Linked DNA regions of Homo sapiens: region 1 is linked to region 2. The links are chromatin loops, found by intact Hi-C in ENCODE. Cell type or tissue: gastrocnemius medialis. All regions are shown on one strand.

What was found. Hi-C counts contacts between places; a loop is a spot of excess contacts. Peaks named below come from ENCODE experiments on the same cell type or tissue, not always from the same donor. Only the 100,000 strongest peaks of a DNase experiment are listed, where the experiment ranks them.
Region 1: a loop joins it to region 2, with 3 times the contacts of the local background. A loop is called at or near these places in 3 of 110 quality-filtered maps.

What each region holds. Positions count from the first base shown.
Region 1 is chr7:32,875,831-32,878,330 of GRCh38, reverse strand. All of the region lies in intron 2 of KBTBD2 (kelch repeat and BTB domain containing 2), which reads left to right. Among named protein-coding and RNA genes, the nearest start is that of KBTBD2, 15 kb to the left of the region's middle. In gastrocnemius medialis, no CTCF peak of the experiment used is centred here; a DNase peak (open chromatin) is centred at 1,100; H3K4me3 peaks cover 1,507 bases; H3K27ac peaks cover 2,500 bases.
Region 2 is chr7:33,043,321-33,045,820 of GRCh38, reverse strand. The region is part of intron 1 of NT5C3A (5'-nucleotidase, cytosolic IIIA); the gene reads left to right. It also overlaps the pseudogene RN7SL505P. Among named protein-coding and RNA genes, the nearest start is that of NT5C3A, 18 kb to the left of the region's middle. RefSeq lists a silencer at 1,462-1,621. In gastrocnemius medialis, a CTCF peak has its summit at 1,270; no DNase peak of the experiment used is centred here; H3K27ac peaks cover 2,419 bases.

The DNA.
Region 1 (2,500 bases), 170 kb after region 2:
GGGATTACAGGCGTGAGCCACTGCGCACCGCCTGTTCTGCTGTTCTTTAATGGCAGCTATAGACAGGATAGATTTCATTTGACCTTTCAGGGCTGACTGACTTTGTATGAAGATACCGAAACTTCACATTCCCTAACACATCCCATGATGATTGCAGAAGCTAAGGCTCAAACACCAGTTGTTGCCTTTGCTATGCCTACAATTTTTTTTTTTTTTTTTTAAAGACAGTCGCAATCTGTCACCCAGGCTGGAGTGCAGTGGTGCTATCTCGACTCACTGCAACCTCTGCCTCCCAGGTTCAAGTGGTTCTTGTGCCTCAGCCTCACAAGTAGCTGGGATTACAGGCACACACCACCATGCCCGGCTAATTTTTTTTGTATTTTTAGTAGAGACGGGGTTTCACCATGTTGCCCACGCTGGTCTCAAACTCCTGATCTCAAGTGATCCACCCGCCTCGGCCTCCCAAAGTGCTGGAATTACAGGTGTGAGCCACTGTACCCAGCCAAGTCTGGGAAGTTTGTTAACCAATCAGTCCCCCACAGATACCAAGGGACAACTGTGTATTATACCTAAAACAAATCAGATATTTATTAAATAAATAAAAATAGTTCAATATGTGTTTGGGGTTGAAGCCATCCATCATTAAAATCTTGTGCCTGGGACAGTTTCATATCCACAGGATATAATTTGAGCTTTTCACAAGTGTTCTTCAACTAGATTCTGCTGGCAGAATTGTAGATTTCGAGATCTTTACATCTAATGCTCCTATACATCTACTGTAGAGATTTTGCCTTCTGAACTAAATACATTCTTCCTTTGTAGTTTGAGTTACCAGTTCTGTCTATCCCACCAATAATTAGTAGGTACCTCTGAATAATAGTTTTAATATTTCTTGGTAACATTTATAGTTCATTTTAGACCCAAAATGAGAGAATTGCTTGAGAATTACTCAGCACTTCTGTTGTGGTACTTCAGCCTGTTACAATATTATGAAATTAAGTATTTGCTGTTTCTGGTCGGGAGTGCTGGCACATGCCTGTAATCCCAGCACTTTGGGAGGCAGAGGCGGGCGGATCACGAGGTCAGGAGATTGAAACCATCCTGGCTAACACGGTGAAACCCCATCTCTACTAAAAATACAAAAAATCAGCCGGCGTAGTGGCGGGCGCCTGTAATCCCAGCTACTCGGGATGCTGAAGTAGGAGAATCGCTTGAACCTGGGAGTTGGGTGTTGCAGTGAACTGAGATACCACCACTGCACTCCAGCCTGGGCAACAGGGTGAGACTCTGTCTCAAAAAAAGAAAAAGAAAAGCACCAGATCCTATTGGCTCTTTATAGTGGGTTTTGTTTGTCTGTTTGTTTGTTCCTTTTTGAGGTGGAGTTTCACTTTTGTTGCCCGGGTTGGAGTGCAGTGGCTCGATCTTGGCTCACTGCAACCTCTGCCTCCCGGGTTCAAGTGATTTTCCTGCCTCAGCCTCCTGAGTAGTTGGGATTACAGGCACCTGCCACCACGCCCAGCAAATTTTTGTATTTTTTAGTGGAGACAGGGTTTCACCATGTTGGCCAGGCTAGTGTCGAGCTCCTGGCCTAAGATGATCTGCCCACCTCGGCCTCCCAAAATGCTGGGATTACAAGTGTGAGCCACCAAGCGCCCAGCTATAGTGGTTTTTGTATTCATTTCTGCCAATATAACTTAGTTTCTTACCTCTTAGGTATATTATTGTCATAGCCTGATAGCCAGTTTTCCTGTCTCTAGCCTTTAGCTCTTATAGTCTGTCAGCTTAGAGTATTCATCCTACATTTATCACTTACATTTTGTCATGCTAAATTCAGACTTGAAACCCTTTGGTTTTCCCCACTATCTACAAGGAAAAGCTCAGACTCTCTTGTCTCATTTAAAGGCCCTCTGTGATCTGACTGCTCTCCATCTTTCCAATTCATTTTCTGGTTTCCTGCATGAGCCCTTATGTTCAAGCTATGCCCCTTGAACAATTGCTTCTTATGTTCTACCCTGTTTTATCCATTTTGAATGGCTTCTTCATCTCTGTCCTTGAGGGGCCCAAGTTAGTGCCCAAGTTAGTGACTGTTGTGACACTCACTGTTGACCGCTACATGCAGAAGCTTTTCTCTCCTATTTTCCTCTCTTACCTATATATGGGCATTCTACTTAGTATTCTCCATGATGCCAGTTGCCTTTCCATCATGATTTCCTGTATATAATAGATTTTTAGGAAAGTGTCCTGCATATTTTTAGAGAATTGTTTGAGTAAATGAATTTTTAACAGCTTTATTGAGATGTAATTTACATACCACAAAATCTACCCATTTTAAGTATATAATTAAATGAATTTTAGTATATTTACAGTTACACAACCATTTCCACAATCTAAATTTAGAGCACTTTTATCACTTTGTGTCTATTTATAGTCACAGACCCCATTCTTACAGTTCTAAGGAACTACTAATCTACCTTCTGTCTCTATATTTTCCTTTTTTAGA
Region 2 (2,500 bases):
CAACATAATGAGACCCTGTCTCTATGTTTTTTTAAAAAAAATTTTAATTAAAAAAAAAAATGAGGGCCGGGTGCGGTGGCTCACGCCTGTAATCCCAGCACTTTGGGAGGCCAAGGTGGGCGGATCATGAGGTCAGGAGATCGAGACCAGCCTGACAACATGGCGAAACCCCATCTCTACTAAAAATACAAAAATTAGCCAGGTGTGGTGGCGCACGCCTGTAGTCCCAGCTACTCGGGAGGCTGAGGCAGAAGAATCGCTTGAACTCAGGAGGCGGAGATTGCAGTGAGCCGAGATCGTGCCACTGCACTCCAGCCTGGGTGACAGAGTGAGACTCCGTCTCAAAAAAAAAAAAAAATTTTTCATTTGCCATTCATTTTCAAAAAATATGATAAATGATTATTTCATCTCTGTTTTCTGCTCCTTATACATTTTAAACCGTATTCATATAAACATTTATAGTACCTTGTTTCAGTTCTATTTTGAATAGTCATAATATTGAAGTCAGTTCACTGTTGTCTTCAGGGAAGTTTGAAGAGAAGTCACATACCTAGACTGATGTTTTGCATGTTTAAAAAAATCATCTTTCTATTTACATCATGCAGCAATTAGCAAGAACAAGTTTTGCAAGAGTCAGTATAGAGACTATTGCATCTCATCTTCTACTAAATTGTCTTCCGTATATGGCAGCTTCATTGTTTTGTTTGGAATAACTTCCTAGGGTGTCATCCAATTTAAGTTTAAAAATACATTCCTTGTTGGAAAGGTAATTGGATTATAGTAGCCCAACTGTAAATTAGTAGGCAAGTGTAGATTGTATTGTTGAGAAGTAAAAATACTTGCTACAAGTTTTATGTGGGATTATGATGTGATTTCTTTTACATGCAACTTTTAATTAATGCAGTACCTTTGTTTACTTCCCTGTCTCAATGTTAAAGACAAATAATAAGTTATTAAAGCTTAAATTCATATATTTGGTTTTCTGTGGGCTTTTTGTTTTTTCATTATTTGGAATTTCTAAGAAATCTTTTGATGGCAAAATATGAAGTGATAATTTTTAGTTTTTCAAGTTGATTGAATAATTGACTATCTAAAAAGCTCTTAACTAGTTACTCAGAAATAAAAATGGATATCCCTTTTTCCATTGATAAAGACATCCAGTTTCAGCGTTAAAAGGGGAGGAAAAAAAATCTTCCATTTGTGAATTCTGTACAAGTGCTGTGCTCTTTGACATATGAATTTCAGATCCAGAGTTTGCCGCTAGGAGTGATAGGAGTGATTTCTGTTTCTATGTCAATGAGTAAATAAAACTCCAAGGCAACAGGCCCCATTTATTGTGTACAGAGGTGAAAGTCCATTGTGCAGTTAAAGAACCTGTCTTTACAACTTCGTACTTCCATATCCTTTCTATCCCTTCTCAAAAAAAATTTTTTTAAGTGCCCTAGAGCTATTAGAAACAACATTCAGTGTCTTTGATTCAGTGCTTTGCTTGTGTCCTTATTCCTTTCTTGTGGCATATTTTTTAAACATTCTTACTCATTCATAGACTTCTCAAGCCCTCTCATGTTATGTGTTGCCCAGAGACAGCCTGATATAGTTTGGTTCAAAATGTGTCCCATACAAAATTAGCTGGGCTTGGTGGTGCATGCCTGTAATCCCAGCTACTCAGGAAGGCTGAGGCAGGAGAATCACTTGAACCTGGGAAGGCAGAGGTTGCGGTGAGCCCAGATAGCGCCATTGTACTCCAGACTGGGCAACGGGAGTGAACCTCTGTCTCAAAAAAAAAAGAAAAAAAAAAGTGTCCCAACTCTTGTACATTAAGTCACATAAGTAGTAAGTGACTTAACTTCTCCTGACTTCAGATTCTTTATCTATAAAAAGGGAGGAAGTATTATTTTTCTCTTAAAATTACACCAATTAAATTACAATGTATGTAAAGGGCCATCGCATGCTTCTGGGACTTTGAAAAAGCAAGAAAGTGCTTGATACATGTTAGTCCCTCTTCCAGGGACACCCCACCAGTCCCACTATCTCACTCCCACCCCACTCCTACCACATACACACTGGGTGGAATTAAAAAGATGAAGTTCCTTATGGACAGGAAGCGACATCCATATTCCCTCTCTTCTCTGTTCTCCTTAGAATCAGACTAGCAGGACAGGCACACACACCAGCAGAGCCCAAACCACCTACCCTTAGAGACCAACACTCCTCTTGATAAGATACCAGCCATCTTTTCATGCCATAAAGTGTTTTGTTTTGGAGCCGACAAAGCTGGCTGGATTCCTTGCTTCTGTGTCTCCATTAGAAACATTGTTTCAGACAATCCAACTATATGATGTTGACTGGGTTTTTAACTTTATTTTCTGATTATGGACATGATGGGTGCTACTCCTATGACGTTTTTAACACGCTATTTAAATTTCCCAAGGAGCACATTTATTTTCTAAAACTCAGGTTGTAAAAATGGCCCCTTAATGTCATTACAAATACTGTCTTA